3 separate regions of the Homo sapiens genome follow, and all the other regions are linked to region 1. Evidence: read pairs that join two places in POLR2A ChIA-PET (ENCODE). Cell type or tissue: PC-9. All regions are shown on one strand.

The links. ChIA-PET counts read pairs that join two places held together with the same protein. Peaks named below come from ENCODE experiments on the same cell type or tissue, not always from the same donor. Only the 100,000 strongest peaks of a DNase experiment are listed, where the experiment ranks them.
Region 2: POLR2A ChIA-PET joins it to region 1 with 14 read pairs; 4 of 35 experiments call an interaction of 5 or more read pairs at or near these places.
Region 3: POLR2A ChIA-PET joins it to region 1 with 13 read pairs; 4 of 35 experiments call an interaction of 5 or more read pairs at or near these places.

What each region holds. Positions count from the first base shown.
Region 1 is chr2:27,677,793-27,685,792 of GRCh38, reverse strand. It overlaps SLC4A1AP (solute carrier family 4 member 1 adaptor protein), which reads right to left. Exons shown (of 14, transcript NM_018158.3): 8 at 7,869-8,000; 9 at 3,434-3,545; 10 at 516-756. Among named protein-coding and RNA genes, the nearest start is that of SLC4A1AP, 18 kb to the right of the region's middle. RefSeq lists an enhancer at 2,929-4,128. In PC-9, CTCF peaks have their summits at 1,924 and 2,127 (motif pointing right); DNase peaks (open chromatin) are centred at 1,782, 2,142, 3,362 and 3,812; H3K27ac peaks cover 4,615 bases.
Region 2 is chr2:27,441,486-27,449,485 of GRCh38, reverse strand. NRBP1 (nuclear receptor binding protein 1) reads right to left here. Exons shown (of 18, transcript NM_013392.4): 17 at 7,864-7,919; 18 at 7,227-7,778. The coding sequence ends at 7,674. KRTCAP3 (keratinocyte associated protein 3) reads right to left here and starts at 7,105. Exons shown (of 7, transcript NM_173853.4): 1 at 7,046-7,105; 2 at 6,723-6,907; 3 at 6,585-6,644; 4 at 6,206-6,412; 5 at 5,954-6,088; 6 at 5,425-5,537; 7 at 5,189-5,300. The coding sequence starts at 7,073. The coding sequence ends at 5,430. It overlaps IFT172 (intraflagellar transport 172), which reads left to right. Exons shown (of 48, transcript NM_015662.3): 39 at 106-192; 40 at 455-571; 41 at 1,564-1,674; 42 at 1,852-1,971; 43 at 3,131-3,226; 44 at 3,498-3,557; 45 at 3,643-3,741; 46 at 4,037-4,190; 47 at 4,381-4,472; 48 at 4,965-5,109. The coding sequence ends at 5,054. RefSeq lists an enhancer at 6,428-6,970. In PC-9, CTCF peaks have their summits at 7,010 and 7,215 (motif pointing left); DNase peaks (open chromatin) are centred at 3,195 and 7,105; H3K4me3 peaks cover 1,597 bases; H3K27ac peaks cover 2,235 bases.
Region 3 is chr2:27,344,964-27,352,963 of GRCh38, reverse strand. All of the region lies in intron 1 of GTF3C2 (general transcription factor IIIC subunit 2), which reads left to right. Among named protein-coding and RNA genes, the nearest start is that of GTF3C2, 7.8 kb to the left of the region's middle. In PC-9, no CTCF peak of the experiment used is centred here; no DNase peak of the experiment used is centred here.

The sequences.
Region 1 (8,000 bases):
TTGCTGAGGCGGGTGGATATGTGTCAGGTTTTGTGCTAGGTTCCAAACACACAAAAATGAATGAAGCAAGATCCTTCTTGAGAACTTTAGTCCAATGAGTACAATTATGGTTTGGCCTCTGTTTTAGGGATGGAGGAAAAAATGAATAGGGGTTGACTTATCCGGAGACCACCTGATCAGGCCCCATCATGTACCCTGTTCCACTGCCCTCCAACTCACACAGTGGCAGCAGCTCAGGATTATTCCACAGCAGCTATGGTTTCAGATTCCATAGCCTTCAATTTTCTGTAATTCTGGAATGGATTGGAAATAACTGCCCTTAATTTGCAATGAAGACAAATAATGACTGGCGGTCAAAGGAAGAAGACCAAGAAAGTATGTTTCCTTGCTACAGAGTCAGTATATCACATACAAAGTCAAATGCACAGACAAGAACTGGCCTTGCTTTTTAAAACCTATCCACAATCAATGTAACTGCCCACTGAACAACACAGGAAGGAGAAGAAAGATATTACCATGGGTTTGGGTTTCTTTAAAATGTGTGAGATCTGTGGGAGGCCTCATTTCCTGCACTGCTGCTTCTGGCTCTATCTCTGGCTGTGGCCTACTGAGGCTTCCATCCTCCAGTTTTTTCTTTTCATGCTCCTCCTTTTCTTTCTCTTCTTCCTCTTCCTCTTCCTCCTCCTCTTCTACTTCAGGCTCATCTTTCATTCTCATTAGAGTTGGAGGGAGTTCTGGACGCTTGGGGGGTAACTTCTAAGAGGGAAACAAAACCATGAACAAGTAGTTCTACTTAATGACAACAAGAGAAAAATCTTTTCAAGGAGGTCAGTCTAAATGTACTGAATGTTTACTCTTTTTAGGTTGATGAACTCCACAGAAGTCTGCTGGAGGTGGGACTTTGACATGAAATTTTACCCCTCTATAGACCCTAAACAAGTGTCTTTATTAGTTCCTAGAGTCAAAGATTACTAAATACAAAACACTTGAAAATAGCTTGTAAGGAACTAAAATAGTTATTTCAGATGAGTGCCAGCTACAGGAATTCTGGACTGTTATAACTCATGATATTAAAGGATTTCAATTGATTACAAAATCTTCTAAGGAATAAATCAGACAATCAGAAATAAGTCATTTGTGCTGCTTTTTCATTTTAGACTTAGCGTAATTTCAAGGAAACAAGGCATGTAAATCCATCAAACAGATCCTGAAGAAAAGGAGGAAGACATTTCTCAAAGAATAAAGCTAAATATTCTAATCAAAGCCATTCAATAAAAGTATTTATTAGAAAAGGTTGATCACAGTTATGGAATAGAGGGAAGGAACCAAAGCATATCTTGGTTATATCTTTTTTTTTTTTTTTTTGAGACAGAGTCTTGCTCTGTGGCCCAAGCTGGAGTGCAGTGGTGCGATCTCAGCTCACTGAAACCTCTGCCTCCCCGGTTCAAGCGATTCTCCTGCCTCAGCCTCCTGAGTAGCTGGGGTTATAGGTGCGCAGGCCACCGTGCTCAGCTAATTTTTGTATTTTTAGTAGAGACGGGGTTTCACCATGTTGCCCAGGCTGGTCTCGACTAGTGAGCTCAAGCAATCCACCCACCTCGGCCTCCCAAAGTGCTGGGATAACAGGTATGAGCCACCGCGCCCGGCCTATATTATCTTTTAAATATAGGACTTAGTTCTAAAATTCTCTAAGGAGGGCTGTTTAGTAAAAAGTTTTCTATTTAAAACCTAAGTCCCCACCGCAACAGATTGAAAAGCCTACTTGTTAGGTAAACCATTACTCATTCAGAATACATAGTGAGGCCGAGGCAGGTGAATCATGAGGTCAGGAGTTCGAGACCAGTCTGGCCATGGTGAAAAACTGTCTCTACTAAAAAAAAATACAAAAAATTAGTTGGGCGTGGTGGTGGGTGCCTGTAATCCCAGCTACTCGGGAAGCTGAGGCAGGAGAATCGCTTGAACCCGGGAGGAGGAGGTTGCAGTGAGCCGAGATGGCCACTGCACTGCAGCCTGGGTGACAGTGTGAGACTGTCTCTCAATGAAACAAACAAAAAGAATACATAGCTAGGACTTCAGATTTCTGCCACCAGAGGGCAGTATACCCTAATTCAGGGTGTTTTGGACGAATTGTGCCCCCTGCTGCCCAAATTCATGTTTGAAGTCCCAAGCCCCAGTACCTCAGAATATGACTGTAAATTAAATTAAACTGAATTAAAATGACACTATTAGGGTGGGGCCCTAACTCAGTATGACTCATGTCCTTAGAAGAAGAAGAAGAGACACCAGGAGTGCAAGTGCACAGAGGGATGGCCATCTGAAGAGCCAGCAAGAGGGCAGCCATTGGTAAGCAGAGAGGCCTTAGAGGAAACCAACCCTGCTGGCAACTGTGAACAAATAAATTTCTGTTGTTTAAGCTGCCCAATCCCTAGTATTTTGTTATGGTGGCCCTAGCAAACTAATACTCAAGGTTCAGCTCTTAGGGGTAATGAAAACCTTTTAAAAGCTGAATCTATGAATAGGAATATAGATAAAGCAAAAACATACAGACAGACATATATTGTAGGGTAGCAGGGAAATCATAAAGCTCAAGAGACAGACCTGGATCTGATTACCAGCTTAGTTACATAACGCTGGTGTGATCTGGTATTTAACTTCTCTGACTCTATTTCCTCATTTGTAAGAGGCAATAATTCCCACACAGCAAAAGGTGTTGGAAGGATTAAATGAAGAAAAATCATATGGCAGAGGCAAGTGCACACACTATGTTCTTAAATGTTGGTGAGTCTGAACACTACATCTATCCACCTGGGGAAAAGCATTTAATGCAGGAGACCCATTCTTAAATGCAACATTCATGAGAAATTAATAAACTATGATTCTAATTTACAAACCATTTACTTGCAAATTGATTGGCATAAATTAATTCATCAATTCTTGATAACCCTAAGCTGAGAAAAAGAATCCACAAACTGGCCAGGCACAATGGCTCATGCCTATAAACCCAGCATTTTGGGAGGCCAAGGCAGGTGGATCACGAGGTCAAGAGATGGAGACCATCCTGGCCAACATGGTGAAGTCCCATCCTACTAAAAATACAAAAATTAGCTGGGCATGGTGGAGCACGCCTGTAGTCCCAGCTACTCGAGAGGCTGAGGCAGGAGAATTGCTTGAACCCGGGAGGCGGAAGTTGCAGTCAGCCGAGATCACGCCACTGCACTCCAGCCTGGTGACAGAGTGAGACTCTGTCTCCAAAAAAAAAAAAAAAAAAGAATCCAAGAACCAAGTTCTGGGAAAGATGTGATCATACCAAGCCCACAGCCCTTTCTCACATTACTATGGAATGAGTCATTTGTAGTTTCAAAAAAGAAAAGAGAAAAATTAGCTCAGGGATAACTCAAGGGCTAAAAGTTTAACACCCTGACTCACAACTTACCCCTACTGTTCCAGTTTTTAATTTGAATTTGCTTCCTCCTTTCATGGCACCAAATAGAGGCAATGTAAGCTTTTTAGCTTTGTTTTCTGCACCTGTAGTCTGAGTTTCAGTCCTAGGAAGAAAGAATAATTATACACATCTATTCCAGGGAGTCCCAAGGTTTTATCTAAAAATACCATGATACTGACAAAGAAACCTCTGGCAAAATAAAAATTACCACAAAATGAATATCTAAGCATATAACAATAAGAAAGAGGTATTCAGACCAACAGATTTTGAATGGACAAGAACAATGCTGACTGTCACAGACACAGAGCTATGATGAGGCTGCTCCCTTAGTCAAGTAATTTGCCACATGCTACATGACTTCACACCCATGAAATGACTACAGTACAAAGGTCACTGGCAAAGGAGAACATATAAGCAGCAGGAGATTGATCCATGGTGTAAAGCCCTACTTCCCACCAACCTCTGAAGAGTGTCTTACTTATCTGGAGCTCCCACTTAAGCGCAATAGCTCTGAGCACTTAAAAAAAAAAGTGTGCATGGGGATGGGGGTACAGTATGCAGGATACCCAGTGTAGTAATGACAAAGATATAGTGAGAGACTGCAACTGCTGAGCCTGTCAACATTCTCAACGGCTGGAGATAGTTAGAAAAGCTAAGCCCATTAGGACAAAGCTGAGGAAGGGTATAAAGAAGAGATAGTAGAAATTAGAAAGGCAGGGGGAGAACAGAGCAAAAACAAAAGGGATAGCAATTCAGTTGACAAGATACTCAGAGCAGGCAGAGGTGACAATGAGAATATGGCATGAGGAGACAGAGGAAACCCCAGAATAAGCATACTAGACTGAAAAGAAAGCCCTCTGTTTTCTTCATATTGACCATGGGACAGCCCTGAAAACTGGAATATAAGGACAGTAATGGCATTCGACTCACAGTGACCCATACCAGATGTTAGCTACCTGGCCCTCCCTGAAGCCCCACTTGCTACTACTGCCTTCTTTTACCTAAGTCTTATCCCCTTAGTAGCACTCTTAAGTCCAGCCTCAAGCCCCTTTCTCCCTACCAGAGATAAAACCCATTCCCTTGCTAAGGCCACCAGAAGAATGCTGCCTGCCTGGCCATGAAGGACATTTTGTCAAATCATTATCCTTCACACCCTTCCCCACAGGCCTCAGGAAGGCTCTGGCATAGAAAGACAGAAGCAACAGCAACACAGATGTTTTCAGCTACATTAAAAAGCCAGGCTGGCCTAGAGGATAAGCTAAGACTGGCTCAAAGGAGATGAAAAAGCAGAAGATGGAATCACAATCAAGATTGCTTGCAGGGGTTAGGGTAGGAGGCAGAAAGTTTGGAAGTTCAACCCATAAGTGAAAAGAGGAGGAAGAAGATACACATCTAGACCAGTATCCAAAATAGGAAAGGGAGGAAAAACCAGGCAAGCACACAGACTGATAGCAGGAGAGGAGGCTCTGGAGGAAGCTGAGACATATTTCGTTTTCGTTTTTTTTTTTTTTTAATTCTTCTTGCCCCAAATGTTGTTGTTGTTGTTGTTGTTGTTGTTGTTGTTTTCCAAAGCAGAGATTTGTTTTTGTTTTGTTTTTGTTTGTTTGTTTGTTTGAGACAGGGTCTTGCAACCTCACTCTCCCAGGTTCAAGTGATACCTCAGCCTCCCAAGTAGCAGGGATTACAGACAAGCACCACCATACCCAGCTAAGTTTTTATCTTTTGTAGAGACAGGGTCTCACTATGTTGCCCAGGCTGGTCTCAAACTCCTGAACTCAAGCCATCCTCCCACCTCACTCACTCTCCTAAAGTTCTGGGACTACAGGTGTGAGCCACCGTCCCCAGCCACTTTTATTAACAAATAGTTTTACTGTAACAAAATTATTATATGATTCTTACTTTTTCCAGTTATTTGTTATTTAGAACTAGAACTGCAACTACATTACAGTAAATTTGGACCTAAAGTGGTATGGCTATTTGGTACAGGATTTTCTTTTCAAATTCAGTATATCTGAATAGAATAGAAAGTATATTCACATGTTCAAAACTCAAGTATAAAGCACATATACTGTGAAAAGTCTCCCTCCCATTGCTGTCCCCCAGCCACCCAGTTGCCTTCCCCATTGGCAATCAATATTATTAATTTTTAACGAATCTTTCCAGAGATACAGTAGCAGATGCTGTCCCTCCCAGATTCCCTTTATCAGGCCAAACAGCTACTGCAGACATCGGCTGCTAAAGGCTCACACCTGCACCCTTCCCAGAATTGCTGTGAGCCCCTCCCACCCCCCAGTCACCGGCAGCCTATGACCAATGAAGGGTTGGGGGGACAGGGTATCGAAACCCAAGCCCCATGCCTCCATGGCATCTGTGGTGCCATTCAGGCTCTCCTGAAACCATATCTTAGCCCAGCTTCTTCTCCTGCCCTCTCCTGCTTCCCTCACTCCCATATAGATTTCTCCTGAGAGCACTCTCTTAATAAATCACTTGCAGATGAATCTCCGATTCAGTCTGTTTTTAGGGAACCCGACCTAAACAGATATTATAAACATAACCATGGCCTACTTATCTATGTATTCTTCCCCCACCATCATTTTTTACAGACAGCGCCTGTTATACACACCGTTCTGCACCTTGCTTTTGTTACTTATCTTGATAGTGTTTCTGTATCTTATATATAGTTGCCTTTTTTTTCAACAGCTATATGGTGTTCTATTGTATATCTACACCATAATTTATTTATTTTTTTGAGATGGAGTCTCGCTCTGTCGCCCAGGCTAGAGTGCAGTGGCGCAATCTCGGCTCACTGCCAGCTCCACCTTCCTGGTTCACGCCATTCTCCTGCCTCAGGCTCCCAAGTAGCTGGGACTACAGGCACCCACCACCACAACCGGCTAATTTTTTGTATTTTTAGTAGAGACAGGGTTTCACCATGTTAGCCAGGATGGTCTCGATCTCCTGACCTCGTGATCCGCCCAGCTCAGCCTCCCAAAGTGCTGGGATTACAGGCGTAAGCCGCAGCACCTGGCCGCAATTTATTTAATCCATCCCCTTTGATAAACATTTAGGGGATTTCTAATTTTTTACTACTATTAATACAAACAATGCTGTACATCATTTCCTAAGTATGTGAGGGACAAATTCCTAGAAATGAAATAGATCAAAGGGCATGTGCATTTGTAATCAGGATAGAGACTGCCAATTTGTCTTGTAGAGAATGTACTAATTTGTCCTTCAATGACAATATAAGAAAGTGCCTTTTTGTCAGCCTCATCAGCACAGTATAAAATCATAATTAATCTTCATCAAATTCATATATAAAAATGCTATTAAGACCAGGTGTGGTGGCTCACACCTGTAATCCCAGCACTTTGGGAGGCTGAGGTGGGCAGATACCTTGAGGCCAGGAGTTCAAGACCAGCTTGGGCAACATGGCAAGACCCCATCTCTACAAAAAATTAAAAATTAGCCAGGTATGGTGGAGCATGCGTGTGGTCCCAGCTACTTGGGAGGCTGAGGCAGGAGGATCACTTGATCCCAGGAGGTCAAGGCTGCAGTGAGCTGTCACTGTGCCACTGCACTCCAGCCTGGGTGACACAGTGAGACCCTATCTCAAAAAAAAAAAAAAAAGGTATTAGGTTGTAGTATTTGTATTTCTCTTATGATCATGAAGTTGAGCATCTTTGTATAAAAGATGCTATTTGTATTTCTTTTCCTGTGGCCTGTGAGTAGACATCCTTTACTCATTTTTCTCCTGGGTGGTTGGCTGTCTACTTATCATTCAGAGGTCTTTTTATTAATAATTTAATTTTTTTTTTGAGACAGGAACTTCCTCTGTCACCCATGCTGGAGTGCAATGGCACGATCACAGCTCACTGTAGCCTGGAACTCCTGGGCTCAAGCGATCCTCCTACCTCGGCTTCCCAAGTAGCTGGGACCACAGGTGTGCTCCAACATGGCTGGCTGATGTTTTTATTTTTTGTAGAGATAGGGTTGTGCCATATCACCCAGGCTGGTCTTGAAAGTGATCTGCCTGCTTCAACCTCCCAAAGTTCTAGGATTACAGGTATGAGCCACTACGCCCAGCCTCAGAGGTCTTTTTATATTAGATAAATTAGCTTTTTGTGCATGATGCTTTTTAAAGGAGTTTATTCTACACTAAAAGATTAAGTAAAAAAAACTTCGGAACCTTCCAATGAATCAGAAATCAATATAGTTTTCTCAGAAAATCCTCTATCAGTCTATATTTCACAAATATGAAACAGGTTTTTAGTTACTCTATGAAACCACTGCTTTCTGTGCTTTAAAGGGTTCCTTGCATTACATTTGTATTATATAATGATTATTTAAGAAGATAAAGCGATAATTGAAAATGTTATCTATGCTACCATACTTATTTAGAATTCCAAATATAACTAAGACTTACTTTTTTAGTTCTGGAATCTCTGCTGGCTTTACAATTTTTATTAACCCTTTAAGTCTCTGTTGTTCTTTCCTCAGTTCAAAAGTTCTCAGGTGAAGTTTCTTCCGGGACACACCATCTAATGTACTGCCTGAT
Region 2 (8,000 bases), 240 kb after region 1:
AGTTAGCAGGAGGCAGAATGCAGGGAGAGACTCACAAGACTCTCTCCCTCTTCTTTCCCTCATGTCATCTCTTTTCTCTTGTAACTCTGTCTTCCATTGACCCAGCTGGTGGGTGTGGATGTGATAGCTGCTTTGGACCTGTATGTGGAGCAGGGCCAGTGGGACAAGTGCATTGAAACAGCTACCAAGCAGGTACTGCTCTCTTCCCATTCCCAGTTTTTCTTTACATTTTCCCTTGATTCCCCACCTGCCTCAAAGATGCATCTCTTCTACCTCCACAAAAACCCAAAGCCCAAAGATTTCTAATGGGCATCAGAGAAGCTCAGTCTGAAACTGGGGTCAGAGGTTTGCGTACACCCTTTTTCCCCTCAACAAATACATGGCCTCAAGTCACCTCACTGCTTGGTCTTGCCGATCCCAGCCTCACTCATGCTTTTCCTCCACCCCTGTACAGAACTACAAGATTCTGCACAAGTATGTGGCTTTGTATGCAACTCACTTGATCCGGGAGGGTAGCTCTGCCCAGGCATTGGCCCTGTATGTACAGCACGGAGCCCCTGCTAACCCACAGGTACCAGCCTTCTCCTTGGGTTGAATGTTTCCACAAGAAAGCTCTTTCTCCTCTAGAACCACCTATCTTCTCAGGAACTATCTTCTCAGAGGATTCTATCCTTAGAGAACGTCATGCCCAGAGCCCCCCACGCATCTCCAGAAATGTACAGCCTCTCTGGAGGCTGTGTATTTGCTAAGAGCATGGGGAGGTTTGCAGAAACTTCCAACTTCTGTTTGAAGAAACACCCGTGGAGCTCCCCATGCTGTTAGCAAATACACAGGCACCTGTCTTTCAGAGATGAATCCTGCATACACCTCTAGGGCCTTTATTGACTTCCTCCAGAGAATGAACACTGCTCCCTGATCTGAGTCACAATGTTGTGACTCTGCATTTACATTTGTACAGTTGCCCACACTCACACAGCACCAGCTAAGAAAGTTATTTCTTCCTCTTTTCTCTTTATCAAAAATAATCAGCACTTAAAAATAATTTACTTCATTAAAAATAATCAGCACTTAATAATCTGCCACTGTTGGCCGGGCGCAGTGGCTCACGCCTGTAATCCCAACACTTTGGGAGGCCGAGGCAGGCGGATTACGAGGTCAGGAGATCGAGACCATTGTGGCTAACACGGTGAAACCCCGTCTCTACTAAAAATATAAAAAGTTAGCTGGGCGTGGTGGCAGGCACCTATAGTCCCAGCTACTCGGGAGGCTGAGGCAGGAGAATGGCATGAACCTGGGAGGCAGAGCTTGCAGTGAGCCGAGATCATGCTACTGCACTCCAGCCTTGGGCAACAGAGCAAGACTCTGTCTCAAAAATAAATAAATAAAATTAAAAAAATAAAAATAAATAAAAATAAAAATCTGCCACTGTCCCCCAGCCCTTGCACACACACACATACCCATTTCTACACACAAAGCCTGTTTCTCCTCCCTTTGGCCCCACTTCCAGTGACTTTCTCTTCTAGCTATGCCCTTCTCAGATCCCCTTCTTCCCTCTACCTCTAGAACTTCAATATCTACAAAAGGATCTTCACTGACATGGTGAGCTCTCCTGGAACCAACTGTGCCGAGGCCTATCATAGCTGGGCTGATCTTCGAGATGTCCTCTTCAACCTGGTGAGGAAGCGAAAGGGCTGCTCCGTCTGTCCTTGTCCTCATCTCTTCTTTGATGCACATAAACCTTTATTCTCAGATGTATTTTACCTTCCTCTGCCAGGTGGCTATCAGAGACCACTCTATGGCCCTGGCACTCCTCTGACCCCTGAGCCAGGCTGTGCTGTCTCCCTCCTCTAGTGTGAAAACCTGGTGAAGTCCAGTGAGGCAAACTCTCCAGCCCATGAGGAGTTCAAGACGATGCTGCTGATCGCTCATTACTATGCCACGCGCTCTGCAGCCCAGAGTGTCAAACAGCTGGTGAGATGTAGGGGGTCGAAGGAACACTCAGTCAGAAGGGCTCATCTGCAAATGTATAAAGCTGAATTGATTCACGTTCTGGATTCTTCAGCTTGGGCTCTTGAATCTCCCCACCTGTCTTTCAGCTTCTCTTCTGTCTAAACAAATCTTTAGCCCTTGCTGAGGTTTTCTTCTTCCGACCTTTTTAGGGCTCTGTGCCCACACAGCCTCAGCCTCATTATGTTTAAACATCCAAATCCCATGATTTCTTTATTCACCTCTTATAATGTACACATATTCTGGGCTTATTTTTGACTGTTCACTGTATATTTATTTCATGTACTTGGATGATAGAATTCTAGAAGTGGAAAGAACCTTAGAAACAATCTAGGTGGGTGGGTGTGGTGGCTCACCCCTGTAATCCCAGCACTTTGGGAGGCCGAGGCGGGTGGATCACTTGAGGCCAGGAGTTCGAGACCAGCCTGGCCAACGTGGTGAAACCCCATCTCTACTAAAAACATAAAAATTAGCCAGGTTGGCCGGGCGCGGTGGCTCACGCCTGTAATCCCAGCACTTTGGGAGGCCGAGGCGGGTGGATCATGAGGTCAGGAGATCGAGACCATCCTGGCTAACAAGGTGAAACCCCGTCTCTACTAAAAATACAAAAAATTAGCCAGGCACGGTGGCGGGCGCCTGTAGTCCCAGCTACTCGGGAGGCTGAGGCAGGAGAATGGCGTGAACCCGGGAAGCGGAGCTTGCAGTGAGCCGAGATTGCGCCACTGCAGTCCGCAGTCTGGCCTGGGCGACAGAGCGAGACTCCGTCTCAAAAAAAAAAAAAAAAAAAAAAAAAAAAAATTAGCCAGGCATGGTAATGTGCGCTTGTAGTCCTAGCTACTCAGGAGGCTGAGGCACGAGAATTACTTGAATCCGGGAGGCAGAGGTTGCAGTGAGCTGAGATGGCACCACTGCACTCCAGCCTGGGCGAAAGAATTGAACCTAGGCCCAGGTGTCTTGTTCAGAGAAAAAGAAAAAAAAAACTAAGACCCAGAACAGCTTGAGAATCCAGAGCAGTTTAATAATAATTGTTGTTTTTTAGTTCTGTGGCTGCCTTACAGGATCATTGGTCTGGTAGCTCAGTCACTTTAGTGCCATATTCATAATGCTTTGACTTTAATCCCAGGAAACCGTGGCTGCCAGGCTTTCTGTTTCACTCTTGCGTCACACCCAGCTACTACCTGTAGACAAAGCCTTCTATGAAGCAGGCATTGCTGCCAAGGTGAGCTGGGACAAGGAAGGGTGGGGCAGATAGGAGGAAGTTAAAGGTTGGAAAATAGAATATCCCTTCTGCTCTGGTAGAGGAAAGCTGAGTGTAGGGCTGATGTTACGGAGGATGTAGTCCTCCTATGTCTTCCTGGATTTTTCTCCCTGGATCCCAGAGAAATAGCATTCAAGCCCAGCTTGCTCACTCCCATTTGCATCTGGATCCCAGAGAAGTAGCATTCAAACCCAGCTTGTTCACTCCCATTTGCAACTCTTCTTTGCTGCAGGCAGTTGGCTGGGATAACATGGCATTCATCTTCCTCAATCGCTTTTTGGACCTGACCGATGTGAGTAGGGAAGCTGTGCCCCGAGGGTGGAGGTTTTTGCCAGTCGCGAGCTGTGCCTAGTTCATGGTTGCCCACTCTACTGCAGGCAATCGAGGAAGGGACTCTAGATGGCCTTGACCACTCTGATTTTCAGGATACAGACATTCCCTTTGAGGTGCCACTCCCAGCTAAGCAGCATGTACCGGTAAGGGCACAGGGTTGGAAAACCGGAAGGCCTCACCAGTGTGAGTGCCTTGAGGAGGGAGAATATCTTTGTGCTGCCATCTTTGGAAGGACCTCAGCCCTCACTGTTTTTTCAGTGAAAGTAGAAGCAAAATAGAAAGAAAAGGCTGTGACTGCATCCCCCAATCCAAGGAGGATTCGTGGCTAAAAGCTGGTATACAGGATGAGGGCTTAGCAAACCCCCTCCTCACCCATCCACCCCAACTTGTCCTGCCCTGCCCTGTGTGAAGCTACCACTCCCTTCTTGTCCTTTCCAGGAGGCTGAGAGAGAAGAGGTTCGAGACTGGGTGCTTACAGTCTCCATGGACCAGCGGCTGGAGCAGGTTCTGCCTCGGGATGAGCGTGGCGCCTACGAGGCCTCCCTAGTGGCAGCGAGCACTGGTGTTCGAGCCCTGCCCTGCCTTATTACAGGTATAGAAGCCTACAGCACCCCAGATCCTGTGGTGGGTAGAAAGCAGCAGGATCAATAAACTTAATTTTACTAGGATTCAGTAAAGGGTACAAAAGACAGGACTGTGCTTTCTACCCCCCAGGCTGCTCCTCATTTTTCCCTCCTCAATCTCTCTCAAACCCCAGTTCATCATTTTTTCTTCCTCCACAGGATACCCCATTCTGAGGAACAAAATTGAATTTAAGCGGCCAGGGAAGGCTGCTAACAAGGACAACTGGAATAAATTCCTTATGGCCATCAAGGTTAGAGAGGAGGACTTGGAGAATGAAGGCAGAGAGGGCAGCACTAAAAAAAGAAAAAAAAACAAGTCTGGGTGCAGTGGCTCATACCTTTAATCCCAGCACTTTGGGAGGCCAAGGTGGGCGGATCACCTGAGGTCAGGAGTTTGAGACCAGCCTGGCCAACATGGTTAAAACCTCGTCTCTACTAAAAATACAAAAGTTAGCCGGGTCTGGTGGCGTGCACCTGTAATCCCAGCTACTCAGGAGGCTGAGGCAGGAGAATCGCTTAAACCCGAGAGGCAGAGGTTGCAGTGAGCTGAGATTGTGCCACTGCACTCCAGCCTGGGCGACAAAGCAAGACTTTGTCTCAAAACAAACAAAAAACCCACATACACACTAGAAAGATGGGTGGGATTACAGGAAGGCAGATGCAGACCCTGAAGCCTGCGATGGAGCTGATTTTGTATTTCCAGCATTAACAAGTTCCTCTCATGTTCTTCCATTTGCTCACAGACCTCCCACAGCCCAGTGTGCCAGGACGTGCTGAAATTCATCAGTCAGTGGTGTGGAGGGCTCCCCAGCACCAGCTTTTCCTTTCAGTAGTTGGTAGAGCTGAGGAAGAGTTAGGGCCTCTCCCTCATTAAAGTTTTATAAATAATTGAGACCACTGTATTCTTTGATCAAAGTCATTCCCAACACCACACAGTGCCTTTTCCCCAAAAGGAATCATAATCAAGTAGAAGAAAAGAGAAGTTACTTTATTACAATTTGTTATCTCATCCCGAGGTCAGGGCCCCTTGCTTAGTGGGAAAAAAAACCCTTTAGGACTGAGTCTCGGAACAGCACCTGCTGGACAGAGGGGAGAACCAACCCAGGTCAGAGGGGAAAGCAGCATGGCAAGACCTAGACCCAGTTCTAAGAGCACTTCCTTGTCCCCGCTCTTACCCGGGCCACCACCTTCAAGGCCCATTACCTGTCCTAAACCCAACTTCTCTGTGATGCCCGGATTTCTTGATTTTGATCCAGTAGCTGCTCATTTTCCTGCCTTTTACATTTAGGAGATTCAAGCTCTGTCATTTCCTCTAGCTGCAGAAGAAGATAGAGTTAGACACCCTCGCCCTGAATGATAGGTCAGCATCTTTTTTTTGTTTTGTTTTTTGTGACGGAGCCTCACTCTGTTGCCCAGGCTGGAGTGCAGTGGCGTGATCTCGGTTCACTGCAACCTCCGCCTTCCGGGTTCAAGCGATTCTCCTGCCTCAGCCTTCCAAGTAGCTGGGATTACAGGCGCCCACCACCCCACCTAATTTTTTGTATTTTTAGTAGAGACGAGGTTTCACCATGTTGTCCAAGCTGGTCTCAAACTCCTGACCTCAAGTGATCCGCCTGCCTCAGCCTCCCAAAGTGCTGGGATTACAGGTGTGAGCCTCCGCACCCGGCCGGTCAGCATCTTTTCAACACAGCCAGTCTCTGTGGAATGAACCCTTCCTGTTTGCCTTCCTTACCTGCCCCTGAAGTCCGTCCTTCCTGCAGGGCCCAACTCCACGTAGAGTGAGTGCAGCCACACAGCAGTAACCAGATAGAGCAGCCTCCCCTGCAGACATGAGCAAAGAAGGGATCCAGAGAGCCAAGGCTGTATCCTGAAAAGCAAGAAGGATGGGGAGTAGGAGGGAGTAGGGCAAGTGCAGCAAATAGGGGAAATTAAAAGGGCAGGACCAAGGCTTTGTAGACCACAAGAAGGAAGAGAATGTGCTCACATAGATTCTTGTGGGGTCAAAGGGGCAGTCAGTATGTCCCGGCCCCTCATCCAGTGGTACCAGAGGATCCAGCAGTCCTGGGTGGCAGTCAGCAATAAGGCGGCGGCCACCGTTGGCCACAGTGAGTGACACAGCAAGAAGGAGGCCCAGGGAGCAGGCAACGGACAAGAGCAGGTTCACCAGAGCTAGTGCCAGCAGGACCCAGTGCTGGCAGGGACAGGAGATCAGGGTGAGCAGCCTGGGCCTGGCTAACTCTCCCAGTGACTAGACACCCAGTTTCTCTGAGGCTCCTCCAATCTATTGAAAGACCAAGCTCAGTCAGCCCCCATTTCCCTGACTCAAGCCTACTCGTTAAAAGCTCCAGGGAAGTCCCTCTCACCAGTGGAGGGCGAAGAAGGTTCCTGGACGCCAGGAGGGCCACAAGTCCCACGGAAACGCTCTGTGGAAGACACAAAGCCTTTGGCCTGCTGGGCTCTCCGGGAGCCCGGCCCCCGCCCGGGTCGCCTGCCGCGCTCACCAGCAGCCCCGAGCCGACAGAGATGACATTGGCTACGGTGTACTCCGGCGTGACAGCGCCGCGGGGATTGGCCACGTGCCGCAGGACGGTGCCATGCAGCACGGCCCCCAGCAGCAGGTTCACGTGGCCCACCAAGATCAGCGCGAGGCCCACACGCATCAGCCGCCTGGGCCCCCGGGCGGCGTCTGCAAAGCACGGGGGAGGGCAGGGTTGAGTCGGGCGGGGAGGGGAGAGGCGGCTCGCGGCGGGTTAACCGCGGGCAGTAGGACGGGGCAAGGGTAGCCCCAGGGTAAGGAGACGAGACGCCAGGGCCCGGAAGTTACCGAAAGCGCAGAGACTGCAGCGCCTCATCCCGTCCGCCGCGCCAGCCGCAGGGCCGCTGTACCTGGGCCCGGCCCCGCCCCAACCTGGGCCCCGCCTCCGTCCCGGGTCCCCCTCCCACCTGGGCCCCGCCTCCGCCCCGGGCCCGCTCCCCCTGGCGGGAAAGGCGCGAACACACGACGCTTTTAGCAAAAAGTAGACTTTTATTACAGCAGCAACTGAGGCGAATCGAATGGCCCCCCAGGGCCACCACTGCAGCACCACCTTTCTCTCCCGCCCCGGCCGCCCCAGCGGGATTGTAGAATTCGGCTCCCCTAGTGCCCGTGGGCCTCCTTTCCACACAGGCTGGGCGGGAGCCGGCAGATCAGCGACTAGCCCCCAACTAGAAGGCGGCTGCTGAGAAGGCCCAGGCCCACGTCTGTGCAAAACAAGTAAACAAAGTGCAGAGGGGAGGAAGAGAGGGGAGGGGAAAGGATGATGCTCAGAACCAGGGAGCCCCCCCAGCCCTCCTGAATAATAAAGGAGGGAAGGGGCTTCACAGGGTAATACTGACTGGGGGGAAGGGACAGGAGGGCTGCAGCACGTCCAGGGACAGCCACAGCGCAGATCAGGGCCTGGCCCGAGTGAGCTCTAAGAGGAGACGGTGACAGCGGCTGAGTTGAGGGTACTGTTCCTGGCAAAATTGAACTTGTTCAAGGTCTCTTCTAGCAGAGAAGTCAACCGGCTCTGGTCAGCCTGGGGGAGAAGAGCTCAGTAAGATGGGGGCTGAGAGAAGAGAAGGCATGGGGGCAGCCAGGGCAGATGAAGGCAGAAACCTCACCTCACTAATGAAGCCCAGCTGCACCAGCTCAGCCGCCAACTCGGGGATATTCTCATCTGACAAAGAAACAGGAGGGGGTGAGTACAGTACGGGACTGAGGGACCTGGGGCCCTTCAGACAGCCCCACTAGGGCTAAA
Region 3 (8,000 bases), 330 kb after region 1:
GTGAATGAGACAACTGTAAAAAATTGAGGGAATTTTGTAAAACTGTGGAATTTTACTGCTCGTTGAATTGCTTCTCAAGAAAAGTGAATGTTTCAAGAAAGTAGTGTTGGAGCTGCTGAGAGGTCAACTTGAATGAGGCTGAGAAATGTCCATTGGATTAATAATACAGTGATTATTGATGATTTTAATTTCACTGATGAGTTGGGGGACAATATGCTTCTTAGGATGATGCAGGGAAATTAAAATAATCAAGGAGCTTTTATTTATATCTTAAACTTTTTTTATATCTATATACTTTTATTTATGTCTTAAAAGTTTGACTGTAGGAGGAGGAGAATATTAGTGGAAGGAGGAATATGGGGTGAAGGATAGTTATGTGTGAAGATGAGAATTATAAACATATTTAAATGCTGTTTGGAAGGAGCCAATAGAAAAGAAATGGATAAACTAATTCCAGTTCCATTAGGAGATGGGGGAATGGGGCTAGAACACAAGTGAAAGGTTTGGTGTTAGAGAGTGAATGAAGGTGTCAGAGGCAGGGAGTATTAGCTTACTTGGCAAAAAGTTGAAGTATCTCCCACCTAACGGCTTTGGTTTTGTTTCGGAAATCAAAAGCAAAATCATCTGCAGAGAATCGGGATCAGAGAATGTGTAGGGGGAGAGCATGTAGGGGCTGACTAGAGAGAAAGTGGGATTGCCAGTGCTCAGCAACTTAGATTCACACATAAAAGAGTTGGATGGTTGAACTTAACAGGGCTTGAGTTTTGCTAAGCATGTGGAACAAGAAGATGAATATCAGCGAGAATCTGATTGAAATGAAGGAATCTAAACTAGATAGGATGTGGCTGACATACAGAGAAATTGGAGAGATCAAGGGATAGTGGCTTGATACAGCTGGAGAATAAAAGTGATAGTGGGTAAGCAGTCTAGCTGTAATGATGGGAGATCAGATAGTTAGATGTCTTAGTGATTTTGGAGGTTAAGAGGTTTGGGTGATGACAAGGTTCAGAGAATGACAGCAAAGTGAGTAGCTGCGGTTTAGCTGAATGTTCTAAGCATCAAAGGAACAAGATTTTTACAAGATGGGGGGCGTGTGGGACTGTTGGTCTGCAAGTGGCATTGCAGAGGAATTGAAGGGACTGATCCCACTTTGAACCCTGAGGTAGGTGGGATGTGAGTGAATGAGCAACTTCCACTTGAGAGCCTGGAAAGTGAGAAATTTCATTGTCTGGAATTTTTTGCATCCAAGATTCTGAATATGATTTAGGTTTTACAAATCAAATATGCTCCTGGAGAACTTAAATTTGAATCTGATTTTAGAGAGGAGAAAGGCAGACTAGGAGGCATGTATTTGCTGGTGCAGATTTTGGCAGTGATGAGGTTCTGGATCAGGAGCTAGAGAAGCGGCTCTCCTATTTAGTTAGGTCACTTTCTGATTACTGCAGACACAACTTGTTTATGGAGCCATTGGCTGTGGTAGGGGCTTGTTGATTCAGCAGGTGGTTTCCCATCATAGCATATGTTTTGTTATTATTTTATTTTATATTTTTGAGATGGAGTCTCACTCTGTCACCCAGGCTGGAGTGCAGTGGCGCGATCTCAGCTCACTGCAGCCTCCACCTTCCAGGTTCCAGCGATTCTCCTGCCTCAGCCTCCTGAGTAGCTGGGACTACAAGTGCACGTGGCACCACGCCCAGCTAATTTTTGTGTTTTTAGTAGAGACGAGGTTTCACCATGTTAGCCAAGCTGGTCTCAAACTCCTGACCTTAGGTGATCCGCCCTCTTCAGCCTCCCAGAGTGCTAGGATTACAGGCGTGAGCCACCATGCCCGGCCTGCTATTTTTTATTTTTAGATACAGGGTCTTGCTCTGTGAGGATGGAATGCAGTGCCACAATCATAGCTCACTGCAGTCTTCAACTCCTGGGCATAAGTGATCCTCCCACCTCAGTCTCCCAAGTAGCTAAGACTGCAGTTGCATGCCACTACACTCAGCTAATTTTTTTTTTTTTTTTTTGAGATGGAGTCTTGCTGTGTCGCCCAGACTAGAGTGCAGTGGTGCAGTCTCGGCTCACTGCAAACTCTGCCTCCTGTATTCAAGCGATTCTCCTGCCTCAGCCTCCCGAGTAGCTGGGATTACAGGCATATTCCACCACGCCTGGCTAATTTTTGTATTTTTTAGTAGAGACGGGGTTTCATCGCTTTTGGCCAGGCTGGTCGGGAACTCCTGACCTTAGGTGATCCACCTGCCTCAGCCTCCCAGAGTGCTGGGATTACAGGCATGAGCCACCGCACCCAGCCTCAGCTAATTTTCAAAAAAAATTTTTTTGCAGAGACAAAGTCTTGCTGTGTTGCCCAGGCTGATCTTGAACTCCTGGCCTCAAGCGATCCTCCCACCTTGGCCTCCCAAAGTGTTGAGATTACAGGCATGAGCCACTGCGCCCAGCCCAGCACATGATTCTTGAGCCAGCAGCTGTAAATAAGAGCACCTTCCCAGTTTGATAAGCACTTGTTCCTACCAACTGTTTTTCCCTCAACCCTCATCGTGATCATTTATTTATGCAAGTGTTTTTCAGCTTGAGTGTGCGTCAGAATCCCCTGAAGAGCTTGTTAAAACACAAGGTGCTGGCCCCATCCAGAATTGCTGATTCGGTAGGTCTGGGGTAGAACTAGGAATTTGCATTTTAACAAATTTGCAGGTGATACTGATGCTGCAGTTTCTGGGGCCACACTTTGTGAACCTCTGATATGAACTGTTTAATACCGTGTAGTGAATTCCTTTCTGCTTGAACTGATTGGAGAGGATTCTGTTCTATGCAACTGAGCCAATATGGGGGGAATATTTATTTTATTTATATCTTCATTGTTCTTATCTACTTTGTCATTGATTAAAAGAAGTTATTGTTCTGTGTCATGAACATTTTGCTTTGTATCTTTTGATGCTGTTATTTGATGTTTAAATGTTCCTGACATTTATATCTTTTATATGATTTGAAGTTTTATTCATTATAAACTACTCCCTTTTGGGCTGGGCACAGTGGCTCATGCTTGTAATCCCAGCACTTTGGGAAACTGAGGCAGGGGGATCATTTGAGGTCAGGAGTTCAAGGCCAGCCTGGCCAACACAGCCAGACCCCGTCTCTACTAAAAAATACAAAAGTTAGCCAGGCATGGTGGCACATGCCTGTAATCCCAGCTACTCGGGAGGCTGAGGCAGGAGAGTTGCTTGAACCCAGGAGGCAGAGGTTGCAGTGAGCCGAGATCACGCCACTGCATTCCAGCCTGGGCAACAGAGAGAGGCTCCGTCTCAAAAAAAAAAAATAGTACTCCCTTTATTCCTATTTAATGTTTTCCCCCTAAATTCGACTTTACTATTGTCATCAAAACTCCTCCTTTGTTTTTGCTTAGATTTTGCCCTGTACATTTTAGTTGATCTTTGTATTTTCAGCTTTTTGAGTTATTTTGTTTTAGGCATCTCTTGAAAAGCATATAGTTATTTGTCTTTTAAAATCAAATCAGGGCTGGGCGCAGTGGCTCACGCCTGTAATCCCAGCACTTTGGGAGGCCGCGGCGGGCGGATCACGAGGTCAGGAGATCGAGACCATCCTGGCTAACACGGTGAAACCCCGTCTCTACTAAAAATAAAAAAAATTAGCCGGGCATGATGGCGGGCGCCTGTAGTCCCAGCTACTCGGGAGGCTGAGGCAGGAGAATGGCGTGAACCCGGGAGGCGGAGCTTGCAGTGAGCCGAAATCGCGCCACTGCACTGCAGCCTGGGCAACAGAGCAAGACTCTGTCTCAAAAAAAAAAAAAAAAAAAAATCAAATCAGGCTGGGCACAGTGGCTCACACCTGTAATCCCAGCACTTTGGGAGGCCAAGGCAGGCAGATCACTTGAGGTCAGGAGTTTGAGACCAGCCTGGCCAACATGGTGAAACCCCATCTCTACTAAAAATACAAAAATTAGCTGGGTGTGGTGGCGGCCGCCTGTAATCCTAGCTACTGGGGAGGCTAAGGCAGGAGAATCACTTGAACCTGGGAGGCAGAGGTTGCAGTGAGCTGAGATCAGGCCACTGCACTCCAGCCTGGGTGACAAGAGCAAGACTCCATTTCAAAAATAAATAAATAAATACAAAATTAAAATCAAACCAAATCTTTATTATTTTTTCTTTTGAGATAGCATCTTGCTCTGTCTGCCCAGGCTGGGATGCAGTGGTGTGATCTTGGCTTCACCTCCCAGGCTCAAGTGATTCTCGTGCCTCAGTCTCCTGAGTAGCTGGGATCACAGGCTTGTGCCACCATGCCCAGCTAATTTTTGTATTTTTACTAGAGATGGGGTTTCGCTATGTTGGCCAGGCTGGTCTCAAATTCCTGGCCTCAAGCAATCTGCTTGCTTCGGCCTCCCAACATACTGGGAATACAGGCATGAGCCTGTACCTGGTCCTATTCTTTCTTTTAATGGATGAGTTTAAATGATATGTGTTTATTGTTATGATACATGTTTTCGGTTTTTTTGTTTGTTTTTTGTTTTTTGAGACAGAGTCTCAACTCCAGGCTGGAGTGCAGGAACGCGATCTCTGCTCACTGCAGCCTCCACCTCCCAGGCTCAAGTGATCTTCTCACTTCCAATTCCTGAGTGGCTGGGACTACAGGTCCCTGCTGCCCACCATGCCCAGCTAGTTTTTTTTTTTTTTTTCCCTCAGACGGAGTCCTGCTCTGTCGCCCAGGCTGGAGTGCAATGGCACTATCTTGGCTCACTGCAACCTCTGCCTCCCGGGTTCAAGCAGTTCTCCTGCGTCAGCCTCCCAAGTAGCTGGGATTAAGGCACGCGGCACCACACCCAGCTAATGTTTGTATTCTTAGTAGAGACAGGGTTTCACCATGTTGGCCAGGTGGTCTCAAACTCTTGACCTCGTGATTGGCCCGTCCGGGCCTCCTAAAGTGCTGGGATTACAGGCGTGAGCCACTGCACCTGGCCCTGTTTTGGTATTTTTCTGTAGAGACAGGGTTTTGCCATGTTGCCCAGGCTGGTCTCAAACTCCTGGGCTCAAGGGATCCTCCCACCTCTGCCTCCCTAAGTGCAGGGATTACAGGCATGAGCCACTGGGTCCTGCCCTAAACTCACCCTTTTATAATGACACTGATCTGACTGGTCAGGGTGGAGCCCTTGTGGCCTAATCATCTCTTAAAGATCCCACCTCTTAATACTGTTACAAATGGGAATTAAATTTCAACATGAGTTTTGGAGGGGATGTTCAAACCCTAGCTCTTGGATTTCACAATCCATTTGATGTTTTTGAAAGTGCAGGAATTTTTTGTTGGAAATTTCCTTCTGTTTTCTGAATCACTTCTTCAAAAGGGTACTCTTCATCTTTCTATCCTTTTCTTTCGGTATATGCATAGGTCCTTTTGGCTTGTGACTAATTTTGAATGGGGTAGTTCTGTCAGGGCTTCTTATTTATCACAGGAATAATATAGATGGATTTTCACTGACCTTTATTTACCTTGGCAGTGTTATAATGTATCTTTAGCACATGTGTTTTCTTGTATCCTCAGCACCTGCCTCAGAGGGTTGGCCATTGCTATAGTTTATAATCTGGTTAGACTGTAGCTTCTTCAAGTGAGACAGTTGGAAGCTTTTATTTTATATTTCTTATGGGATTTGTATAAGCACACTTTTCCACTGAGACTGATGAATTGTTTATTCTTAAGGCGTATATATAGATCTGTGGGGGGCGGGGTCCCATCCTGGGATTTGAACTATGTCTGCCCCTTTGTCACAGACAGGCAGGTTATTCTGGCCAAAAACTGGACCCTTGGAGAGTTCTGTGTTGCTTAGGTTTCGGGTTTGGTGGTCAGTGATTTATCTTAGTTTACTTTGGCCCATGGTTATACAACTAATTTTTTGGGGTTTGAAGAAAATGAAGACTCATGACAATTTAGTCAATTCTTCAATGTGGAAAGGTTTCTTGGCCAGACATGGTGGCTTACACCTGTAATCCCAGCACTTTGGGAGGCCAAGGTGGGAGGATCTCTTGAGGTTAGGAATTCAAGACAAGCCTGGGCAAAATAGCAAGACCCAATCTGCACAAAAAAATTAAAAACGTATCTGGGCGTATTGGTGCACATTTGAAGTCTTGGCTATTTGGGAAGCTGGGGAGGGAGGACTGTTTGAACCCAGGAGTTAGTGGCTGCAGTGAGCTGTGATCACACCACCACATTCTAGTCTGGGTGACAGAGCGAGATCCTGACTCAGAAAAAAAAAATTTTTTTTAATTTTTAAAAATTAAAAAAGGCAAGGCATAGTGGTTTATGCCTGTAATCCCAGCATTTTGGGAGACGAAGTTGAGAGAATTGCTTGAGTCCAGGAGTTTGAGTATGTAATCACGCCACTGCACTCCAGCCTGGGCAACATGGTGAAACTTAGTCTCTACAAAAAATACAAAAATTAGTCAGGCATGGTGGTGCATGCCTGTAGTCCCAACTACTCAGGCGGCTGAGGTGGGAGGATCACTTGAGCCTGGGAGGTCCAGGCTGCAGTGAGCTGTGATTGCACCATTGCACTCCAGCCTGGGTTACAGAATGAGACTCTGTCTCAAAAAAAAAAAAAAAAAAAAAAAAAAAAAAAAAAAAAAAGGTATCAGAATGGGCACGGTGGCTAACACCTATAATCCCAACATTTTGGGAGACCGAGGTGGAAAGATTGCTTGAGCCCAGGAATTCAAGACCATCCTGGGCAACGTAGTGAGACCTCATCTCTACAAAAAATTTAAAAATTAGCCAGGCATGGTGATACATGCCTATAGTCCTAGCTACTTGGGAGGCTGAGGCAGGAGGATTGCTTGAGCTCTGGAGGACAAGGCTGCAGTGAGCTGTGATCACACCACTGCACCACTCCAGTCTGGGTGATAGAACAAGAGCGTGTCTCAAAAAAAAAAAAAAAAAAAAAAGTGGCGGGGCACAGTGGCTCAAGTCTGTAATCCTAGCACTTTGCGGGGCCAAGGTGGGCAGATCACCTGAGGTCAGGAGTCCAAGACCAGCCTGGTCAACATGGTGAAACCCCATCTCTACTAAAAATACAAAAATTTAGCTGGGTGTGGTGGCGGGCACCTGTTGTCCCAGCTACTCGGAAGGCCGAGGCAGGAGAATTGCTTGAACCTGGGAGGCAGAGGTTGCAGTGAGCCGACATCACGCCACTGCACTCCAGCCTGGGCAACGATAGTGAAACTCCATCTCAAAAAAAAAAAAAAAGGAAAAGCTTTCTTAACATAATAGGATGTTCCTTAATTGTCCCATAGTCTACCCACCACCCCCATCCAGGTGAAATATTGATAGCAGGGCACCAGAGAACTCTTTGACTCATTCTTTTTTTTAAAGACAGAGTCTCACTCTGTCACCCAGGCTGGAGTACGGTGGCATGATCTCGGCTCGCTGCAACCTCCACCCCACGGGTTCAATTGATTCTCTTGCCTCCGCCTCCTGAGTAGCTGGGATTACAGGCGCCTGCCACCATGCCCAGCTAATTTTTGTATTTTTAGTGGAGATGGGGTTTCACCATGTTGGCCAGGCTGGTCTCGAACTCCTGACCTCAGGCAATACGCCTGCCTCAGCCTTTCAAAGTGCTGGGATTACAGGTGTGAGCCACCGTGCCTGGCCAACTCATTCTTTTTAAAAAATAAATTCATTTATTTATTTACTTGAGACGGTGTTGCTTTGTTGCCCAGGCTGGAGTGCAGTGGTGTGATTACAGCTCACTGCAGCCTCGACCTCCTGGGCTCAAGGAGCCTCCCAAGTCTTCAGCCTCCCAAGTAGCTGAGACTACAGGTGTGCACCACCATGTTTTTTTGTAGCAAAGGAGTCTCACTCTGTTGCCCAGGATGGTCTTGAATTCCTGGACTCAAGCCATCCTTCTGCCTTGTCCTCTCAAAGTGCTGGAATTACAGGCATGAGCTATCGTGCCTGGCCAGAAAATTATTTTTAAATGTTTTTATTTAAAATACCAT